Regions from separate parts of the Homo sapiens genome. Here all the other regions are linked to region 1. A link is a loop called in an ENCODE intact Hi-C map of the cell type or tissue named here. Cell type or tissue: K562. All regions are shown on one strand. Region 1 overlaps RUNX1 (RUNX family transcription factor 1). Region 2 has its middle 58 kb from the start of RUNX1. Region 3 overlaps RUNX1 (RUNX family transcription factor 1).

Region 1 (8,000 bases):
TTTTCCACATTTAAAAGATATAAGTGATATGAGCAAGCATTTTAATTCCTCAAGCAAGGTTTGATACTCAGTTCCAGAGATCACCATATCAAAGGCAAGCGAAGCAAGAATCTTAGGGTCGGGTGTACTGTCAGGAGCATGGGGACTGCACACGGGAGTGAACACAGAGTGGTCCTGGTGTACTGTCAGGAGCATGGGGAGCCACACGGATCAGACCCCGAAATTAGCCCTACCTGCAATGCGGCCTTTAGTACAATCCTAGACAAGTTGAACTTTAAGATTCAGGTTTAATTTGTGCAAAACTAAAAGGCATAAATTATTGGTATAGGATAATCTATTGCATTATCTTCTAAAGGTAATGAGATTGTACATCTTACCCCTAGCACACACATACACACACACAGACACACACACACAGACACACCAGCCCCAAGAAAATATAGAAGAAAGGTCAATGGCTCTGTTCCTCTTTCTTTAGAATTATAAGATAAGCCTGTTACATATCCTGAATCATTGGTCCCATTCTATGTATATGCAAAAGAAGTTCAAAGGCTGACTTTGACAAAGGGTGTTTGGAGAAGGATGATAAAATGTGTCTGATAAAACAAACACAAAAGACTTTTGCAATAAAGACCTACAAATTGGGAAAGCAGGACTTGGGCAGCAGGGTGTGAAACTGTGTTATCTACAGCTTCAGCACAAAAAGATAGTGGCTTGCAGCAGAAGTCTTTATCTGGCCTTCACAAGAATGGAGATTGCACCTCCCCCGACCCCCCTGTCCACAAAACCCAGGAAACACCTTGCAGAGTTGATGCAATATTTGCTATCCCAGCCCTTGGTGACAGTTAAAATAGTGTTACAACATAAAATTGAGCAACGACCTTGCTGTATCATCCAAGACTATGTTTTATACTACTTTTTTTCCCCGAGGACATTTTGCACATTTTTTAGTTCCTCCCTTACTTTCAGTTCAGATCATTAATGGGAAGAAACATTGTCTCTTCTTCCTTTCCAATACAATTTAAAAATACCTTCCTGATTGACACTTCAGGAAGAAGATTAATAATAGTTACCCTTTTGCATCTCATTGCATTATTTCTTGAGAATTTCAAAGAATTCTCTGTATCTCTTCTTGGAGATGTATCATTACTCTGTTCGAATGACTTTTTTGGGGCTGGAGTTTAATTTATGTGATTGCAATCAGGAAACCACTTTGAAAGGGAAGAAATCCATTTAGCTTTGCATGAGTTGTAAATTTTCTGTAAATACAATTTCATAAGACCCTCCCTTTTTTAAAGAAGTAGCAAAACGGCTCTTGGAGGAGTGGCAGAGCATGGGGGTGGACCACAAATTCACAGGTCAGGGGGTCCCAGATCAGCCACTGTTTCGGGAGCTTAGAAGAGCCACTCACTTTTCAGAGCCTCCTTTTCCCTCTATAAACTAAATGGATTGGACAAAATGTTTGCTAAGAATCTTTTCACCTCTAAACAAAATGACCCAATGTTTGCTAAGAATCTTTTCGCCTCTGAACGAAATGACCCAATGCTATTCCACAGAAGGATGGCCTTCAAAACAGCTTCACTCTGTTTTATTTCATAATAATCCTTCACCTCTCATGACTGTTTAGCTTGACAAGGCACTTCGGCAGTTATGATTTAATTGGTTTTCTTGATAACTTTTACATGGCATGATTTTAGACTTGGCAAAGGTGGAAGCGGAGGCACAGAAAGGAGAACTTCAGAGAGTCACAGGGAGCCAAACACCAAGTCAAGTAACAAATTGAGTACTAAGAAAATAAGACATTTTAGGCTAGAGGCTTGCAAACTTTTTGAATAGCAAGAAACAGTAAGAAGTAAATAGTATGCCAGGGCTCAGGGGAGATACATCAATCAAAAAAAGAGCTTCAGGAAGCAGTATTCACCCTTACTACTGATGAAGCACTCTATTTTCCAGTTATTCTGTTCTATTTCTTCTTCTTACCTTGCTTTTGTTATTATTATTATTAACAACCAATCTATGGGTCACAACCTATTGTTTAGAAGTCACTGTTTAGAAACTTTTCACATGGCAGCATACTTCTTTTTGCTAAATTAGAAGTCTATATCTCCTTCTCTGTGCCCCTTACCTGTGGGCAGATGCTAAGTGGGATTCTCCTGTTTAGGTTTTCTTGCTGTCAAGAGCCCCCAAAGACTGTACACCAGGAAAGTGCTGTCCTTAGAGTCAAGGTTTTCACTGAAGGGGGCACATGACCCTCCTGGCTGACTTTGAATACACGATCAAGTCCTCATGAATAATGAATACTAATGACAATATCAAAACACCTATTTGCATTGTACACTCACTAAAGTCAGAGGGAGAATTGGGGCTGCTCCCACAAAAGGGCACGTGACTCTCTAAATAAAGAGCTTTAATGCATTTTATATTTAAACCATAAGGCCATGGGCTCAAACCCAAACTGAGATGGGCTCTGCTTCTTAAGTACTATTCTGGAAAGGCATTGAAATATTTATCCATCTATCTGGGTTCTGTGTTTCTAAAGCAGTTCCTTTCCTTGTACTGCAATCCAGAGTGGGCCTGTTTGCAAATCCCCTTTAACTGGAGAGTGGCTGCCCTTCAGAAGCAAAAGGAGTCCTTTGGGAAAGTCATTGTCTATGAAACTTATTCAATGAGAACTATGAAGAACAGCCTTTTTTTATTTAAATGCATGTAATTCAAAGATTGTCTACTCTGTGCACTGACTGGGTCAAATTCTTACTTTCACTGCTCCATCTCTATGTGGCCTTGGGCAAGTTGTCTAACTTCTTTAAGCCTTAGGGGATAATTGTTCCTAAATTAATAGTATTACCAAAAGGATTAAATGACATAATGCACAGAAAGCCCTTGCCACAATGTCTGAAGCTCAGAATAGCTCAGTAAATGTTAAGGACCTCTACTATTTGTCCACTAAAATTTGCTCAGTTGTTATAACCCTATTAGCACAAATAAGGCTTTTGCTTTTGAGGAATGAATTCCACAGCTTTCTCTGTCCTCACGGACTAGCAACACTTAATGGATTCCTAGTGACGAACCAACCCAGTTTCTTAAACCCCCAAACCTGTCAAAACCCAGCATAACCCAAATCTAATGCATTCGTAGGCTGCTGTTCTGCTACCCAGTCTCTTCCTGGTATGATAAACTGTTTTCTTGACCAACAAAGCCAATAGTATGTACACTTATATATTAGTTTAAAAAATAGAAAAGTACCACATTTACTTTCGAAAATCCAAAACTTTGTCTCAAAGGGGAATTCAGGTTATTTTCAGAAATACTGAAGCTCCTTCCCTTTTGTTCATAGCAAAATAAACAGACCACCAGGAGAGAGGATTCTTGTTTTATAGGTTGCTATAGAGGAGTTATGTGAGGTATACATACTCAGGGCTTCAACATTTAAAATTTTTAAAGATCAGTAAAGAGAGGATGCTTTTTTTCTAGAGAAGTTTTTATTTTTAGGTTCTGTAGGGGGAAAAGCTACGTGATAAGTTTCAGATGATCCAGCATTTTCTAGATATTTATCCCACACTTAATTTTTTTAGATCCAGATATTTCAAGCTTAGTAAAAACCAAGGAAGTATTAACTTTTGTTGTATCCATTCTCTGTAACTGAAGAACCAATGTGCTTTTATGCTTCCATATAACTTCCTACTTTGTATCCAAATTTCCTAATTTTACTCATAAGCATTCTAGAACACTTTAAAGATGACAAGTTAACAGAATAACATTCTGGCTAAAGAAGTTTTTCTCTTGCTCTTTACCTTAAGGCAGTGTCATATCTTCACTAAAGGAATGTCTTTTGGGGAGAGTGGGATTAATTAAATCTGTGTTTACCATGATCAGAAAAGAGCATCATACACAACGGTGAAAATAAAGCTTACACATAATAACGTTATTTCCTTCTCATTCCCAGTAACGGAGGGGTTAACCTGAAGTCTTAATCCATTTCCACTCTAATTGGGAAAGGTGGGGGATGGGGAAATCATTTAGGTAGCAAAATGAAAATTGCTAGCCTGGATATGCCTGAGGCAAAAAGAAAAGAATGAATTCTCTTGTGAGCGAGATTAGTGAGGGGGAAGAAATATCTACATCTTGCACTTCATTTCATGTTGTCGTTCAATTTGCCGGTGTTAAATAATGACCTCCAGAGCAGTGGGTGAATTGGGAGAAGGGGGCGTGCGGGTCTCCTAGAGTGAGTTCACTGTGCACGGTGTCTGGGCACTATGTGTCTATCATTCAGCTCAATCAGGACCTGACTCAATTTGACAGCGCAGCTCCCAGGTGTAGAGGTTTGCAGACTAAAAGTGGAGCCCCCACTGGCATATTTGGTAAAGTTTTCTTCTTTCCTCCTTAGAAGTCTACTTCATTATTTGGTGTTTTTGGTTAAAGAGAAGGCTAAACAAAATGATTTCTATTTTAGAAACTTTACTATTTCTGCATTAAGGAAAAAGACTTGATCTAGAATATTCTTCTCTAAAACGTGAGGTTCTTCCTAAACCGAGAAGTTGACAATTACAGAACCTCCTAAAACAGAATACTTCTGAAACAATCTTAAAGTCCACATTTATGTAAATATTTGCTGCAGGCCCCCCTTGAGAACTTACCTAGAAGTGCTGTATCAACCAATAATACATTTTAAATTCTCCTCAAAATGGGTATCTTCACATGCATTTGAATTGTTAAGATAACTAGGAAAGAAAAAAATGGGAGTGTGCTATGTAGTTACTTAAGATTAGTGCACTAATTGGTCAGTGGTTCAACTAGAAATGACCTATAATTTATTTTTGGGCTCATTTGTGGTAATATTTTGGTGATCATCTGTTTCTTTGCTCTGGCTGTTTTCAAAACAACCTACTCTGCAAAAATATGTGATAACATTTTTCAAGTGTTGTTTGTATGTTTCTAATAATTTTTGGATGATCTCTGAATATAGATTTCATTGCACGTATAAATATAAATTAAAAATTAGCTATCAAGTCATATCTATTTTCAGATGTTTTAGTTTAATTTTATTAAAAAAATCTTTCCACTCTTTCTCTCTACCTTTCAAAAAGATAACTCTACAGAAATATCACCATTTTTTAATTCAAAAATTCTAGCAAAATTTGCCTTACCTTTTAGAATATAGTTTTAAATGGTAGTATTTTTCTAAGCAAGTCCAAAACAATCATATAAAAAAGTTTAAATCTCACTTAACTATTGTTTGAGAGGTAGACAATGATGTTTTATGAGAAGTCTCCGCAAAAAATGTTTACTATTCCATTTCAATGTATTACCCATAAAAAGGTATCATTTATTGAATATCAATTGTATAATAGTAATAATGTAACCTGAAAATATGTAACCATTACAATACAGATCTTAGCAGTTTCATGAAATTTAGAAAATATAATTACGTAATTAGAGAATAGGATTATTACTTCTATTGTTGCTTTTTCCAGCTATTTTTTATTTCAGACTACAACATGAAATTTTAAAGTTTTTGTAAACTATGGCAATTTCATGACCCCACAAGAAAGCAGGATATTGATAGTCTTAGCCAACTGTTTCTTATAACAGTCTGTTTTCCAAATTTGAAGATAACAGGATTAATATGAAAGTATTTGCCATCTTATCCGAGTGCCTATAGAATACTCTAAGGCTGATATTTGGCAATTTATTATTTAATTGACAAATGTAGATATCTCAGCACTTCCTTCACAGATCAAGACCTTGTAAGCAAGACTGAGATCAAGGTCTTACTCTGGATTCTTGAGTAGACTTTCTATGTCCCAAAACAAATAGGTGATTCGGCACCCAAAATTTAGCTAAAGCTTCTATATTCCCTTTCTAAGGAATTCTGCTATGTTTGTGGGAAATTTCTCTATAGTCTATATGGGATCATAAATAGGAAAAATTTTATTTTAGTAAAAAAGTCACAAATTTGAGGTAGTAACAGTTGTAATAATAATAATGAAGCTTATCTGTTTATTGAATAGGAATTAAACTATATTGTACATCCATATTATTTTTAAACTATTATTTTGTAATATACATAGTGAAACTTCACTAATTTGGTGGGCATGGAGTAAACAGAATTAATCAAAGAGCTGAATTGTAATATTTTTAGTGATTATAATAATAAATTATTTTGGATAACACTGAGTAACTGTGGGTCTATTCTCAATCACCATGTAAATTATAGAATACGATAGCAACATGTCTGTGATTTTCTAGAAGATGCAGAATCTCAGAGTTATTTTTATGTGTATACTTGTTTTAAATCATATCTTCTTGAATCTGCTTTTTAAAACAGGCAATACTTATGTGAAATTAGAGAAAACCTATGTGAAATGGGAAAGTCCTTAAAATGTCCTATCTCTAGTTGATTCTGGGTCCTCTTTTTCCTTCCTGGCCCCTTCCCACTCGAAACCCAAGTTCACTCTAGCCATATGCTGACATGGGTAAGCACCAGACCCGGGCCGATTTCCCACAATTCCAAGTGGCATTTGCATAAATGTTCCTGGAGCTGGAAAACCCACCTTGTCCAAGCCTCTTGTTTTGTGGATGAGGAGGCTGAGGCTGGGGCAAGGTAAGTAACTAACTTGCTCACATGGCTAGTAACAAACTTCCTACAGGTTCCTCTACCTTATGAGATAGTGAGTACTCCTGCACTCAAATATATTGGGGTTCATGTTAATTGCATGAATTAATCCAGTCATCAATAACTCTAAATCTTAAATTTTGAATTTGGAATCTGAGTGAATGATTACCTAGCTATCATTTGAAGATAATATATTTGTGTGTGTGAATCTCATGTATACCTTTATATAGAATATATATGTATTTATGTCTTTATAATATATATTGATGTCTTTACTCCAAGTATCCAAGAATTAGTTGTCCATGTAGAAATTTGCTGTTTCAGCCAGCTTTGGGGTATTTCCTTTGCCTGTCCTGTACCCACCATTGTCCACATTTAAGGTCTAACATAGACCTACCTACTGCTCTACCAGCTCACCAAGGGTCGTCTTATCAAGCTGGTCTGCAGTTAATCCCCTACCCTCCTCCCTTCAAGAACCAATTAAAATCACTCTGTTATTTTTGAACACAAAAGTTGCTTAAGGAAAAAATACTTTCTATCTCATAATTCTCCTAGTGAAAGAGTAAATTATAAACACAAAGAATCCAAATAAATGATTCTGTTTGGGAAGGAGCATTTGCTGTGGGATAGCATGTGGGACATGAGGAACAGGACCCCTGCTTTCAATTCATACATTCATTCATTTCTTTTTTACTCAACTTAGAAAAATCATGTCACATTTCCTATTCATTGTGGTGGAAATAGCTTTAAATATATTAACTAAAATGCCTCAAATAAAGCAGATTACAAAAGAAAGCAGACTCCAGAAGTATTAGCAACTTTATAGACTCTGCATCTATCATCCACCAGAAAATCTTACTAGTGTGACATTCGCCAATTAGGGAACTGAAAGCCATGGACAAGTCCCTAAACTCCCCTCCCTGGAGCGCAATTTTCAGATGCTCCACTTGGATACTTTCTCACAATGCTTAGCTGAAGGATATCACTCGAAGAGAAGACTGGTTTCATGTGGAGAGTGACTTCTCAGTCTATCTCTTAAAACATAACCTCTGTCTGTAGCTGACGGAACCAAAGAGCATGTGGAGAAGGGCCCACACCAAAGAGAATGTGGAGAAGGGCTCACACCCTTTCCAGGGTCCACACGTTGGCCCCTTAACCTCTGTCTTCAACCCGTAAGACTAACAGATAGAAACTGGTATTGTTATTATTATTATTATTATTTATTTTTGAGACGGATCTGGCTCTGTCCCCCAGGTTGGAGTGCAGTGGTGCCATCTCAGCTCACTGCAACCTCCGCCTTCCGAGTTCAAGCGATTCTCCCGCCTTAGCCTCTCGAGTAGCTGGGACTACAGGCACGCGCCGCCACCACGCCCAGCTACTTTTTTTA
Region 2 (8,000 bases), 200 kb before region 1:
ATATCAAGGTCACAGAGATCCGTAGCTCCCAGATTCTAGATTGGTCTCATCCCCGCACATAGACCCTTGTGCTCATAATTGTAGTTTCCAAGGTATATTGAGTCTATCTCCACAAATATTGTTGACATATTATGCCTTTTGTTTTAGTTCAGTCCCTATGTCTTGTCCAACTATATATATACCATTAAAAACAATGGCAAAACTGCACTTTGCACCAACCTTCGAAATATATATATTCCATGTATATATATTCCAAACATATATATGTAATATTATGTAATATATGTAATATTCCATATATAAACATATATATGGAATATATGTTTCTAAGTTGTCCCTCTATGTGGCAGATCCTGTAGCCCATTTAGCAAACATTCTCTACTCCTCCTTTTTTCTCCCTTGTTTGAATTCTGACTTTTGTCAAGTATCAACTAGAGAGCTCGTAATATCCATAGAAAGTGGGTACACCCCAGGCCTAGGGATGAGTAGTGACTCAGAACTGGCCATGAGCTATGAAGGAGCACCTACCAGGAAATTGTGAGAACAATTTTTGGTCCCCAATTGTAGTGGATTGAATTTTGACCCCCCCAATGGTATGTTCAAGTCCTAATCCATGGCACCTAGGAGTGTGGCCTTATTTGGAAATATATATAGTCTTGGCAGATCTAATCAAGTTAAGATGAAGTCATACTAGATTACCATGGACCCTAATTCCAATGGTTAGCATCTTTGTAAGGGTAAGAAGATGTAGATTTGAACATACAGAGACACAGAGGAAACACACAGGGAAGAAGACCATGTGAAGACAGAGGCGGAAATTGGAGTGATGCAGCTACAAGCCAAGGGATGCCAAGGATTGCAGCAATCGCCTGAAGCTAGGAGAGATGTAGGAAAGCATCCTTCCCTAGAGCCTTCAGAGGAGCGTGGCCCTGCCAAAACCTTGCTTTTCGACTTCTAGCCTCGGGAACACACTTCTGCTGTTTTAAGCCACCAGTTTGTGGTACTTTGTTATGGCAACCCTGGCAAACTAAGGTACTGATTAAAGATGAGAGGGACACAAGCAGGTTTTTCTCTGCCATAACAACACCCCTGATTCTGGCTCTTATTTGAGGCCATGATGCCTGAAGCTACACCAGTCATCCTGTGGCCAGGAAGCACAAAGCCAATAATGTGCTCTAAGCATCACAGAGCATAGCATCAGGAAGACCCGGCGCCTTCTGTAGATATCACTGAACATCTGAACCCAATCAGCCACCGCTGGCTGTCACCATTTGGGTTATATGAAAAATATAAACACTCTTTATTAGCCACTTTTTTGAAGTGTTTACTATTACTTGCAGCAGAAAGCATTTTTAACTGACATACACTGTCTATTGCTTTTAATTACATACAACTTTCTCAACTGCACATCTGATCATCAACTTCCCAGTTACTTTCCTAATCATGTCCAAACACATCATTCATTCAGAACCCATCACGATGGGCTCTAGTTTCATCTACTATTCCCCTATCTAGTTTCTACACATTCGTGTACACAAACTTTTCATTTCGGTGAAACTGGAAAGAACCAATGTTCTTGAGCACACTCTACCTCTATTTGTCTTGATTTCTATGCCTGAGACATCCTATCATGATTGTTCATTTTTCTTCTATTCTTAGTATGTAAAACTGCAAAGTGCATGTCAGTACCGTGGCAAAAGTAAACGATTAGGAACAAAATTAGTGTCTGATCATCCAGGATTGGTTCACTACGCTATGACACATCCATACAATTGAACCCTCTAGAGCTTTAAAAATTTTATAAAAGCATAACATTTGATGATGTTATATGCAACATTCACTGTTAAGGTATTTCATAGAAACAGAGAATCAGAGTTTGAAAAGTCTGATGAGATGCCTAGTAGCCTGTTGTCTGTGATTATTTCTGGATAATAGGATTTGGAAGTAATTTCATTCTTTTTTATACTATTTTAATTTTTCAGATTTCCTACAGGTATATATTACCATTAAAATAAGAACTATGTATTTTTAAATCCTAAAGAATCTTCAGGGCCCCATTTGACATTTTCAGAAAATCTTCCCCGGATTTCACTGCAGGATCATCTCCTCTTCCTTTGCTTTTCAAAACAACGTTTGCTCTTCCCTGATGGCATGTGGATCACACTCTGGCTTGAAATAGACTTAGTAGTGTATGTATTTCTTTTACCACATTTTAAGCTTATTCAGCACTTAGATCATGTTCAGGTCATCTTTGTCTCACCCATGGGGAACAAACAAAACACTCTCTCAATATTGTGGAAGTAATAATTGCTGGCACATATTGAACACTTAATATAGCAGAATAAAAATAATTCTATGTCATTTCGTGCAGTCCATTCACTATTCTAATATGGAACCTGAGGTCTTGAGAAGTTAATTTGCCCAAGAAAAGAACTTTGAGCATCCCTGAATCCTCCCTCTTCTTTACCTTCATCTCCAGTTCCCAGGTTTTATTAATACTTGCTCTAACATGCTTTCTAATGTCCTTTCTTCGTTGTCCATCCTGTAGTACAGGCCATCTTCCTCTCACCTAAACTATTACCATTATTTAATTAGTTAGGTTTTTAGTTCCACAATGTTTTCTATTCTATAATTTGTTATTAATGTGACTATTGGTTTATTCAGTCAAAGTATGTTTGGATTTATCCACGTGGCTACCAATTTTTCTTTGCTCACACTCTTGATCATATCTGAGGTTTGAGATATTTCTTCTGTATTTATGTCCTTTTTCCCCGAAGTATGTCCTTTAGAAGTTCCTTTCATGAGGATTTTTTTTCAAGGTGAGAGTCCTTACATCTTATTATATGAAAATGTGTTCAACCTTGTTTTTGAAAGGTAGAGTGGCTTGGCAAAGTTATTTTCTCTTAGAATTTTATCGTCTTTGCGGATCCATTATTGTCAAAACTTCTGTTGATCTGATTATTATTCCTTTTGATGTCTGTCATTTCTCTAGGGCTGCTTTTAAGTTATTTTTATCATCTCTGGCATTTTGTAATGTCACTATAATACAAATATCTCCAGATCCAGAGGGGACAAATGTCCCCTCTGGACCTAAGGCCTTTGTCTTTCCTAATATCTGAAAAATCATCAACCTTTTATCCTCAAACATTTCTTCTCTCTCTAGTCTCTCGTTTTGAAATTTTAACTAGTCCTTATCATTCTTATTCACCCTTTCATATTTTCTGTCTTGTTGTGTCTGTGTGCATCATTCCACATTTCTTCAAACCTATATTCTAATTTGATACTTTCATGTTCAGTTGCTCCACAAAAGTAGGGCCTGTGTCTCTCTTGCTCACTCTCTTCCACACCTGAAACCTAGGAGGTGCTTAAAAGCATCTCTTGACTGAATGAATTAGTTTTACATTTGGTGGGATATTGAGGCTTAGAGATACCAGAGACTTGCCCAATGGCCCACCATAGCTGCACAGTAGGATGGTACAGCCCTAGGTCTGACTCCAAAGCCTGTGGATCAGTAAATGAGTGAATGAACAAATGAAAGTAAAAAATAATAAGAAAACAACTTCGTCCAGAGAGTAAAAATGCAAGTCATGATACTTTACGCATCTTCTCCTGATCACCGAAATGAAGAAGTTTTCTCAGAGCTTTTCTCTCTTTCCATTCCCAATATTTAGAATTAATCCCTCAAAATATCTCTTTATATGACTCCAGGACAGCTGTGGGAAATCACCGTAAGATTTCTCTCAAACATACATCAGTAGATGACAATCGGCGGTGGCATTTAGCATCTTCCGTTCACTTTAACTCTTGTTTATTGAGCATTACTGTGCCGGATGCACTGGTCACCTGGGGAGTTACAGAAAAATTATGATGGGGCTGGGCGTGGTGGTTCACGCCTGTGAATAATCCCAGCACTTTGGAGGGCGAGGCGGGCGGACTCCTTGAGATCAGGAGTTTGTGACCAGCCTGGCCAACATGGGTAAACCCCGTGTCGACTAAAAATACAAAAAATAGCCGGGCATCATTGCACGTGCCTGTAATCCCAGCTACTCAGGAGGCTGAGGCAGGAGAATCACTTGAGCCCGGGAGGTGGAGGTTGCAGTGAGCTGAGATCATGCCACTGCATCCCAGCCTGGGCGACAGAGCGAGACTCCATCTCAAAAAAAAAAAAAAAAAAAAAAAAAAAATATGGTGGGACCTGACTTTGCAAAGCTCAAACTACATGGTGGAATTTTCAATATGGTTCAGATTAAGAACCCAATATACTAAGATCAGAATATCTCGTAGAACTTTCAGGGACTTTCTCCATGGCTGAGTGGCCTCTTGTATACTGGCTGTTTAAAGCGAGTAGGCAGAAAATGAAGTTGGGAATCACACGTCGGATACATTCTTAATTTCTCCCCAGTAACACTGCGTTAGTCCTGGCACATCTCTGAAAAGCTGAAAACCTTGTCATAGGTTTTTCCAAAAGCCTTGGCTGATGGCGCTCGCGTGACCTACTGGGCAGGGCTGTGCTGTGCTGTGCTGGGCTGGGCTGGGCTGGGCTGGGCTGGCTCTGGCAGGACCTACCCAGGCACAGGCTCCTAAATCACCCTTTATCCTTGCCCCTTCCTGCTGTGTTGACAACAGCCGGAAACTCCTTTGAGAGCCTCAACCCAATCTCACAACTGTTGACGGACTTTAGAAAGAGTTTCTTCCCTGGCAGATAATTCAGACTGAAAGGAACAAACATGTTGAAAACCCCATTCAAGGAAAGTTGTTACTAAGTGTGAACAATGCTGATGATAACAGGGCTTTCTCGGAAGACCACTTAGAAGAGCATTGTTGTTGCCATTTATTTCAGGCCGCCAGGCTCTTATAGGCTCTTATCTCGCACGTGCCATGTGCTCCCACTTATCTGTCAGCAGTTGGACTCCACTGAAGCTGACAGTGACGTCCAGCTCCACACGACTGACCACCAAGTGAAGGTCAGGTGGCAGGAAAGAGGTTGCTCTCTCCTACATTTATTCTCTGCAGAATTGTGTAAGTGGCTCAACAGCAGTAAGCCAAGAATCTCTCTAAAACTGTCATAGTTATAGTTGTACTTAGATTTTGACTTTACTCAGGTGCCTAAAACAGCATCAGGATCTTATTTGCAGCAGCACTTGGAGATATCAGATGAGTTTCCAAATGTCCTTTGAATACTGGGGGCACGTATAGTTGAATAGCCATGGGGAGAACTAGCTATACATTGGATCAAATGGTGTCCACAGTCCGTGTAGATGTCCAAGGAGCTGATGCCGTACAGTGAAGCAAGGTTAAATTTGCAGTATTAAATTGAAGGACTACCAGGCACGGTGGCTCACGCCTGTAATCCTAGCACTTTGGGAGGCTGAGGCGGGTGGCTTGCCTGAGCTCAGGAGTTTGAGACTAGGCTGAGCAACATGGTGAAGACCCATCTCTATTAAAATACAAAAAAAAAAAAAAAAAAAAATGGCCAGGCGTGGTGGTGCCTGGTTGTAGTCCCAGATACTCAGGACACTGAAGCACAAGAATTTGCTTGAACCCTGGAGGCAGAGGTTGCAGTGAGTCGAGATAGCACCACTGCACTCCAGCCTGGGAGACAGAGCAAGACCCTGTCTCCAAAAATAAATAAATAAATTAATTAATTGAAGGACTGGTGTGACCTCTGTACACATACACACAGTCTGCAGGTTTGTGTTTACACATATAGGTTGTATGTACACACACACATATGATATTGAAAAATCTATGCCTATACATAGACACAGGGAGCATTGACTCTGAAGCTAGACTGGCTGGATTTGTACTCTAGCTACTTCCCTTAAGAGGTGTGTGACTTTAGGCCAGGCGCAGTGGCTCACGCCTATAATCCCAGCACTTTGGGAGGCTGAGACAGGCAGATCACTTGAGGTCAGGAGTTCGAGACCAGCCTGGTCATCATGGTGAAACCTCTTCTCTACTAAAAATACAAAAATTAGCCAGGCATGGTGGGGCGCACCTGTAGTCCCAGCTACTCGGGAGGCTGATGCTGGAGAATTTCTTGAACCCAGGAGATGGAGGTGACGGTGAGCCAAGATTATGCCAGTGCACTCCAGCCTGGGCAACAGAGTGAGACTTCATCTCTAAGAAAAAGAGATGTGTGACTTAAAATATTCAACCTCTCTGTTCCTTTGTTTCCTCATCTGTCTACCTCAAAGTGTTCTCAAGAAGATAAGACGAGCTAGTATGCTTAAAGGACTTAGGACAGTGGCTAGCGGTCAGGGAGTGCAGTAGAAGTGCTTATTAAATAGAATGCTCCCTCTCAGTTAAGAGGGAGATATGGCCTCTGTCTCTGGCTGAGCAGCCATGAGTCCAGCTACCTCAGAGGTTCTACCCCTAAAAATCTACAGATGGATTGGGTTAGTGGGGGGTGACCAGTAGCCTCTGCCATGCCTGTACCATAGGTCTAACTTTTATTTTTATTCATGTGAATATGTGAGCCCCTCAGGAGACAGCAGACTCCACTGGGTCAGGGACAGTTTGAATGTATTCCACTGTTTTCTCCCCTACATATAACAGGGTGCTTGGCCCATAATAGGTGCTTAATAAATATGTATTGGATATTTAATAGAATAACTACTACTATTGCTAGTGCTGTTGCCACTAATACTACTATTACTATTATCCTCAGGACGGGATTTAATTTTCTGCATCATAAATTATTGTACTGAAATAGGGGTTCCTGAAAATCATGTATAAATCGTGAAGATAACCTCCCAAAATGGTCAAATAATAATAGTAATAAAAAATAATGTTCTCCCTTTAGGTATTTACCCAGTAATGGGATTGCTGGGTTGAATGGTATTTCCGTTTTTAAGTCTTTGAGGAAATGTCACACTGTCTTCCACAATGGCTGAACTAAGTTATTCAACACTATTCACAATAGCAAAGACATGGAATCAACCTAAATGTCCATAAATAATAGTCTGGATAAAGAAAATATGGTACATATACATGATGGAATACTACGCAGCCATAAAAGAGAACAAGATCATGTCCTTTGCAGGGACATGGATAGAGCTGGAGGCCATTATCCTTAGCAAACTAACACAGGAATGGAAAACCAAATACCACAAGTTCTCACTTATAAGTGGGAGTTAAGTGATGAGGACACATGGACACACAGAAAGAAACAACACACAATGGGGCCTTTTGGAGTTTGGAAGGTAGGAGGAGGGAGACAATCAGGAAAAATAACTGTTGGGTAGTAGGCTTAATACCTGGGTGATAAGATAATCTGTACAACAAACCCCTATGACACAAGTTGACCTGTGTAACAAACCTGCACTTGTACCCTTGAACTTAAAAGTTTTTTTTTAAAAAAGTTAACAGTAATAATTAACTTTGTTGTATAGAACAATAGAATAATAAATAGAAAATAAGGAACTTTAAAAGTCAAAATTAAAAAATAAAGAATAAAAATAATCGAGGCTTTGTTCTGCAAAATGTGTAGTATCAAATAAATATTGGGAAAGTTTACAGAGAAAAATAATACTAGTGGTGTCAAGTAATTCACAGTCAGGAATAACTTGAAGAGGCACAGAATGAGTGATTATGTTCATGTACCAAATGAGTAGGGATAAAATATAGTTAACAAATAAAATGCATGTTGGATATTAATGCAGGAAGGTAAACACCATTATTTGCCCTCACCAGGATATAAGGAAGCAGGTTTTTAATTGGCCTAGAACACCAAGGTCTAGGAAATGCCATGTTCAAAAGAAATAGGATCAATAGCTAAGCCAGTCAAAGCCATATACACCTGGAGTGAAATGTGTGACCATGATGGAAGAATGTGCACAGAGAGTTTGGTTGAAGATTAAAGGAGGGAGGGAGAGTGGGACGATGCTGGAGACCACCCATCCAGATGGAGGAAGCACTGATGTTTTCCAGGCATGGATCAAACAGCACAGATGCTGCCAGAGAGGTTGGGTGACTGCAGAGGGAGGGGCCCGGGTGCA
Region 3 (8,000 bases), 92 kb before region 1:
TGGTAGATGGAGGGAACGAGCAAAAGAAAACAGGCATGGAAGTATCACATGTTCTTCAGCGTAAGAAATCTGGAAACTGCAATTGCCATAGAGGACTATGGGAGGAAGACATTTGGAGGGAAAGACCAAAAGTCTGGATCTAGAGACATTCGAGGTTGCCTTTTGCTTTCTGCTGCCTTATCCTTAGCTCAGCCTGGCACCAGAAGAAGTGGCTCAGGGACAAACTAGTAACCAGGTGTTCCCTGCGTGTGCAGGGCTGTCATTGAGAGTGACTTCCATTCCCATTTTCCCTGGAACAGAACTCAGATTAGGAGGCCATACCAAAAGGCAATGATGTGAGAGACGGTTGAGAGAGATAACAAAGAATTTCCCAGTATTAAGAGTAGTTAATGTTACTTATACAAGTCCAAAGAACATGAAGCACTCAACTATGGGAACATGAATAAAATAGCTATCTGCCTGCCCTTCCGGAACTTTGCATACAGTCGTGTATGGTAAACATTTGTTTGCCAGTTGATTGTTAAGCTTTAGTGCCTGATGAAAATTATATGAGGCTGGGTGCGGTGGCTCACGCCTGTAATCCCAGCACTTTGGGAGGCCGAGGTGGGCAGATCACGAGGTCAGGAAATCGAGACCATCCTGGCTAACACGGTGAAACCCCGTGTTTACTAAAAATACAAAAAATTAGTCAGGTGTGGTGGTGGGTGCCTGTAGTCCCAGCTACTCAGGAGGCTGAGGCAGGAGAATGGCGTGAACCCGGGAGGCGGAGTTTGCAGTGAGCCGAGATTGCGCCACTGCATTCCAGCCTGGGTGACAGAGCAAGACTCTGTCTCAAAAAAAAAAAAAAAAAAAAAAGAAAGAAAGAAAATTATATGATCGTCTTCCCTCTAGATTTAAAAAAATCAGTAGACACAGTTTCCTTTTTGGGAATTATAACACCTCTTCCTTGAGACAAAAATTCCTTAGATACCTTTCAGCCTTGAGTTTTAAGATGTTTCAGTGCCTTGTATCCATAGTTCTAACTTTGGACATCATTTGCTTTTGTTTGGATTGCAATCAAATAACTGTTTGTGTAAAAGTCAAATATTATAAGCGTGGCTCCAACATCTTGGGTGAAAGCTCATCTCGTTCAGCCCGATAAAGATGAAGCTTAACCACTAGGTAGAGCCAGCTGAAATCATTTGGAAAATTTCACTTAGCTTTAATCTAGCAGGTTCCTTTCTGTTGAATGATACCAGTGGCGAGTTCCTTAGAAAGCTTAGTCTGACGCAATAGTCACACTTTTAAAAGGAGGAAGACCAGGATTTACACCGTCTTGTGCCTAACGGGAGAGAAGAGAGGGAGCCAGGTCTTCCACTCATTTTCCATGTGCTTTCCGTGGGCTGAAGGCCTAACCACGTGTGGTCACAAAACCCAGCACTGAAACAGCTGTCCCCTTTCATCTCGGTCCCCACATGTCGAACACTAGATTGTGTGTGTGTTTTCAATACTCTCTTCCAGGGAGTTCAGAACACACGTGTTCCTTTTAACTCCTACCAGACCCTGAGATCTGCAGGCCAAAAGGACCATTCTGGAAGGAGTTTGGAAAGATCAGGGGTCAGCTGTTGAGCAACAGCCTGAGAATCAGGAAGCGCAGGTCTCCCAGGTCAGCCCCTAACTCACTCACCCTCAGCTGTGGGGGCTCCATGACCTTGATGTATCTTGGTTTTGTCACCTATAAAACACAGATAGCAACACTTCCAAAACAGACACTAAATGGAATGCATTTTGTGATCTTTGGAGAAAAGGCAGCCTGTTAACATATGCTAACAACGTGTTATGCTGGGGCAGGCCTGGAGCCACGGCCTCCCATCACCACCAGAGTCATTTCATTTCAGGAACCTCTGCCAAGAACAGCCTGATCACCCCAGCCTCCAAGCTCCGGCTCTGGGTCCAGCTGGCATGAGATAAAGGGCCACTCTGCCCAGTTGTGTGTGCTGCCCTGCTCACCCAAAGGCCTGAATTCAGGGCTTCCAGTGCTGATGGCCAGCACAACTCACCTATTTCACCTAAGAACAGACCTCCTTATTGCCATGTGCCTGTCTCCCATCAAGTCTATTAACTCTCTCATTGGTGGGATAGAGCAGTCTAGGCTGGCTCCTTCAAAGAGAATGGTTTTGCTTTGGAGCACAGATTTCCCAACTGTACTTCATGGGTGGATATTTAGTAGGGTGAGAGCGTTTGTGGTTTGTTTTGGTCTTAAGAAAAAAGAGGCCGGGCACGGTGGCTCACGCCTGTAATCCCAGCACTTTGGGAGGGCAAGGCGGGCGGATCACGAGGTCAGGAGACTGAGACCATCCTGGCTAACTCGGTGAAACCCCATCTCTACTAAAAATACAAAAAATTAGCCAGGCATGGTGGCGGGTGCCTGTAGTCCCAGCTACTCGGGAGGCTGAGGCAGGAGAATGGCGTGAACCTGGGAGGCGGAGCTTGCAGTGAGCCGAGACTGGGCCACTACACTACAGCCTGGGTGACAGAGCAAGACTCCATCTCAAAAAAAAGGAAAAAGAAAAAAAGAAAAAAGAAGCTGACCAGATGAGATGAGGACTGGGCTCTCTGACTCCCTCTGCACTCTGTGGAGTTGACTTTCATGTTGCCCAAAGCCAAATAAAATTCTCTGAGGAGGAGGATGAAGGATGGAGGTGGGGGAGGGAGCAAATGTTGCCAGGAACTGTCGCTGTTATCTCTGAAAGTCACACGGTGGTCTCTGGACGTTGTGTGGTCCCTCTGAGGAAGCCACAGGGACGTTCTCAGGAAAATGGGGCTGATCTCTGTGGCCCCTGCTCAGGTCCCCTTTTCCTAAGCCCCCTGCTTTTCCTCTTCATCCCCTCTCCCAGCCCTTCTTGCTTCCCTAAATATTTTCTTGAGAGGAAACGAGGGCAGCAAAGATATTAATATTGACAGGCTCAACCCTTTCCTGATGGTCTCAAAGTTTAAAAGAGAAACATAGAAGATGCAATGCTTACCCAAGTCATACATTTGAGTGGTAGATGTCTAGATAATGTCACCAGGGCAAGGCAGAGGCAAGGGAGATGGGGGAGGAGAGTAGAGATGGCCCTGGATGTGCCAGGTGACCATACGCTCAGCCCAAGTGAGAGCCCAGTCCTGGTCCTTCCACCCCATCTTGCAGAACCTTCTTTCCACATGCACCCCAAATGCACAGAAAAGGCCAAAATGAAGCGCCCAGATTGGGGGTGTTGGGGAGAGAAGGATGATGGTCTTGAGTTATGAAAATCATCTTGGGAAGTTTGCAGGAAAAGAATAGTGCCTGGCAAGGCCCCTTCTGCACTAAGCTCCAAAGCAAGAGGAAGTGGGGTTGAATATCAGCATGAAGAATTTAAGATAGACCTAGGAAAGCATCTCCACACAGAAAGAGCTCTTCAGCCTGGTAAGACGTTCCTGCCTGGGGTGTAAGCCCCTCTCTTTGAAAGTCTCCAAATAAGCAACAGTTCTATCATCTATTGAAGCTGATCGTCAGCAAGACGACTTCCAGTGCCAAGACTACTTTACCATCTAATTTTAGCAATCCCTCTTGGCAAAGGAAGAGTTTCCCCTTTCCTCCGGCTATCTGGTGTTCCACACACCATCTCCTACTGCTTCCTTTGATGTTGGGGGATTCTGTGGACTCAAGGCCAGATACAACACAGGAAGAGACACACTCATAGGCATTACACTGCCCTATCTCACTGCAGCAATAAGAGGCCTATTTTTTTTTATTGTGAATTTGAGGCACTCAGTTTGAAAAATATGGGCTGTCAGGTTTGGGATTAAGACTCAGTATTGATCATTATGTCTACAGCCATGCAAAAGTTTCTTTTACTTTTAAGTGCTAGGATGTTTAAATCATGATTTTATTTCAGTTGTTCATTTAAAGATTTCATTCATGCTTTTAATTCACTGTCAGTGAATGCAATTTAAGCCCATCACATAATGATAGAAAGTGGCTGAAAGCCATGAGAATATGTTTCTCATTGTGGAAACTACAAGTTAAGTCATTTTCTTCTCCCGAGTAAATTTCTTCAGTTTGGCTAAGGGAATTTTTTTAAAAGGAATCATAAGTTCTGAATTAGTTTTTCATCTCAGATGTTAACCCTATGGAAAATGTGGCAATGTTTCTGAGATTTGCAAAATATTGTGATAGTATCTATGTCTTATTGCTCAAGATCTAAACTCTTATGTTTGGGAGTAGGGGTTTGCTGTGTATGTGTGTATTTTTTTTTAACATCTTGGCCTCACAGTGTAAAGTGATAAGCTCAGGAGGAATGTTGTGCTGCAGAACGCCTACATTACTAGATTACTTACGGCAACACTTTCTTTAATGAGGATCTCTGTGAAACCATCTTTTTTTCCACTTACAGTTTCAATAAGAGGAGATCAGTTATGAAATTAAGTAGGAGAGAACAATAGAGAGAGAGAGAGTTCAGCATTCCTCTTCAAGCTAGCTAATATTTTTAAAATGTCGACACTGTTCCAGGAACTCTGCTTTTTAGGCCAAAGATTCTGCCCTGGTCTTCGTCCTCTCCACACCCCCAGCATCTCGTGGGCTGACACATCAACAGGGTTTGAGAAAGAGACACAAAAGGTCAGACGCATGACACAGCAGGAACCCAGGAGGACGTCCCTGCAGCCTGCTCTCTTCTGATAGATCTCCCCCAGCCCCCAGTTCCCAGCCTCTGACCCCAGTCCCACCCTTATAATGTCCCTTTCTCTCTATTTTCTCTCCTGTACCACTTTTCCCTCCATTTAGCCCTCCTCCTCATCCCCTCTTAGGCAGAGTTATCACACCTGAGCTCTACAACTGAGCTGAGCAATATATACAAAACTCAAGCCTGGTTTAGGCAGGCCTGACCCCTGGGATAGGTCAGGGCGGTGGTTCCTTGGGAGAATTCCTGCTTGATGAGATGGAAGGTCCAAGTCAATAGCCTCATGGTCCTCCCAAGTCTGACAGTCTGCTATTCTACACACCTGTCCACAGGCTGCAGACATATAAAGGTAAATGTTCAGGTATTAGAAAATATTCAAAGAATTCTCAATGTTCAAAATTCTGAAAAGCAAATCTATGCTGAATGTGTGGTGGGGGCATTCTAAAAGATAAAAAATGATGGCTACAAAAAGCCAAGTATAAAAAGAAACACGTACATATACACACACATACACCTACACATGTACATTCGAAGAGGCAGAGGAGAGACAGAGAAAATAATTAAGACAGCATTAGTTCCTAAATAGCCTTTTCTATAAACTCCATGACAACAAAGGACAATGAGTAAACTGCAGTATCTAAAGATTTAAATCTCAGAATACCTGCCAGATGCCAGGCATGGTGGTTCACGCCTATAATCCCAGCACTTTGGGAGGCCAAGGCGGGTGAATGGCTTGAGTTCAGGAGTTCGAGAACAGCTTGGGCAACATGGCGAAACCCTGTCTCTACAAAAAATACAAAAATTAGCTGAGCATGGTAGCGCACACCTGTAGTCACAGCTACTTGAGAGGCTGAGGCAGGAGGGTCACCTATGCCCAGGAAGTCAAGGCTGCAGTGAGCTGTGATCACACCACTGCACTCCAGCCTGGGTGACAGAGCAAGACCTTGTCTCAAAAAAAAAAAAAAAAAAAAAAAGCTCCCAGAAAGTAACAGCCTTTATTTCAAAGAGGTCAAGTCTCAACAGAGTTGTCATACTTTTTTTTTTCAGTTAGGAAAAATGATGACTTTAATGGATTACTCATTTTATCGCTTTTAATTTACCAAAACCAGTGAGAAATTGGGTTCCCAGCTCATTAAGTTCCACCCTTTGTGGTCAGAGCTGAAAGGGTCAGAGAGTCTGCTGGGAAGGGTGGAGTCTGATGTGTAGGGCCAAAGGGGACATAGTGGCCTCACAAGGTGGGGCCTCCGTGGCCACCAGCCATGCTCAGGAGCCGGTCCCCACCCCTCAGTCCCCCAACATGGCACAGCCTGCTTGGCATCCATTGCTGACTTCGGCTACCAGTCAAGTTTCCTTTCGGGCTTAAATGCCACGGGTGTCCATGCGGGGCTGATTCATGTTCTCCTAGACTTCTTGCCACCCTGTTCACGGGCCTGTCTGGAGCTCCAAGACACTTGCCTGCAATGGCGTTGCGGTTCCAGCCAGGAAAGCCAATTAACTGCTTCAGAAGTTGGCTGAAGTCTCTGAGGGTGTACGGGAACAGAAGTGCCCAGTCAGTATTAGGCTGGAAGTTAATTCCTCTTTTCTTAGGTCAGTCTATATCTATTGACCAATTTAACTACAACCACAAAAGTCTGCATATATGTGTATGAGTCTAACATACCAAACCCTTCATTATGTCCTCATCAGTAGAAGAAGATAATAGATCATTTCGTTTATTTATTTTTCTTTTTAATTTTCAATTTTTACGGGTACGTAGTACCCGTAAATGTAGGTACCTAGGCATTTAGGTGCATAGTAGGTGTATACGCATAGCAGGTGCACAGCTGTGGAGCTGTGATCACACCACTGCACTCCTATGCACACATTGTACCTATACACATCTCATGTATGGGGTACATGAGATGTTTTGATATAGGCATGCAATATACAATAATCACGTCATGGAAAATGGGGTATCCATCCTCTCAGCATTTATTCTTTGTGTTATAAACAATCCAATTATACTTTTAGTTATTTTAAAATGTACAATTAAATTATTATTGACTATGGTCACCCTGTTATGCTGTCAAATACCAGGTCTTACACATTATTGCATTTTACATAGTTTACACCATGGGTAAATATTTTATCCTCCTTCCCAGTTTAGAAAATGTCTTGGAAGTTTTTTTTTTAATTTTCTTAAAAAATATATGAATAGCAATGGTAAAAAAAAATGTGGTTCCGTCTAGATGTTCTGGTACTGTTAAATGATCCAATGGTTGTCAAAACTTGCTCTATGTTTATCATCACAACCTTTACTTTCTCCTTCTCCATTCACTAAGAGGGGGCTGACCTTTCCTCTGTTGCTAACGGGGCTTTTGAGACAATTCCGTATGTTGCCAGCCGGCCCGGAGGGAACAACCCTTTCCCCAAAACCACTTGCTTGACTTCAAAGGATATGAAAAAATCTGCTTTTAGGAAAATTAGTGAGTGGAGAATCTCAGTGAATGATGTGGAATAAATTAGAACATTGCATTTATGCCAGGTCATTCATGTCACATTCCTCAGTCACATACCCGTGTGTGTGTGTGTCTGTGTGTGTGTCTGTGTATGTGTGTGTGTGTGTCTGTGTGTGTGTCTGTGTGTGTGTGTCTGTGTGTGTGCGCCTGTGTGTGTCTGTGTGTGTGTCTCTGTGTGTCTGTGTGTGTGTGCCTGTGTGTGTCTGTGTGTGTGTGCGCCTGTGTGTGTGTCTGTGTGTGTGTCTCTGTGTGTCTGTGTGTGTGTGCCTGTGTGTGTCTGTGTGTGTGTCTGTGTGTGTGCCTGTGTGTGCCTGTGTGTGTGTGTCTGTGTGTGTGCCTGTGTGTGTCTGTGCCTGTGTGTGTGTCTGTGTGTGCCTGTATGTATGTGTGTGTGTGTGTGTGTGTGTGTGTGTAGGGACAAACAAACAGACATTGTCCTCTGACTCTATTCTGGCTCCTATTAATGGTGTTTTACCTGAAAAGGCAAATCAAATGGAAAGTCCCTGAGGTTCCTAGGAGCCCCTCTGGTACAGTTTTGTTTGCCCCTAGAACTGCTTTTTTCTCTGAAGTTGCTCTTTTTTTAAGATAATGGTTTCTACCCTACATCTTACCTTACCCCATCCTATAGCTACATCAGTATGCTTGCATTTAAAATTATCCCTGTCCAGGAGTGACATCGCTAAGGCATATAGATTAGATTGGGAAACTTGGCCTTCTGCTCTGGGAAGTTTAAAAAGCTTCTGAAATTGCCACGTCTTCCTCAAAGCAGTCACCCTAGAAGTAGAGCAGAGGTGATGGCGTCCGCCAGATACGAGGTGAA

Evidence for each region. Peaks named below come from ENCODE experiments on the same cell type or tissue, not always from the same donor. Only the 100,000 strongest peaks of a DNase experiment are listed, where the experiment ranks them.
Region 2: it touches region 1 in a loop (3-fold over the local background); 3 of 110 quality-filtered maps call a loop at or near these places.
Region 3: it touches region 1 in a loop (3-fold over the local background); 10 of 110 quality-filtered maps call a loop at or near these places.

What each region holds. Positions count from the first base shown.
Region 1 is chr21:34,901,353-34,909,352 of GRCh38, reverse strand. All of the region lies in intron 2 of RUNX1 (RUNX family transcription factor 1), which reads left to right. Among named protein-coding and RNA genes, the nearest start is that of RUNX1-AS1, 69 kb to the right of the region's middle. RefSeq lists an enhancer at 667-961. In K562, a CTCF peak has its summit at 4,310; a DNase peak (open chromatin) is centred at 762; H3K4me3 peaks cover 288 bases.
Region 2 is chr21:35,103,305-35,111,304 of GRCh38, reverse strand. No RefSeq gene overlaps it. Among named protein-coding and RNA genes, the nearest start is that of RUNX1, 58 kb to the right of the region's middle. RefSeq lists a silencer at 5,896-6,074. In K562, no CTCF peak of the experiment used is centred here; DNase peaks (open chromatin) are centred at 4,864 and 6,288; H3K4me3 peaks cover 693 bases.
Region 3 is chr21:34,993,092-35,001,091 of GRCh38, reverse strand. The region is part of intron 2 of RUNX1 (RUNX family transcription factor 1); the gene reads left to right. Among named protein-coding and RNA genes, the nearest start is that of RUNX1-IT1, 42 kb to the left of the region's middle. RefSeq lists an enhancer at 4,466-4,760. In K562, no CTCF peak of the experiment used is centred here; DNase peaks (open chromatin) are centred at 3,641, 4,621 and 5,880.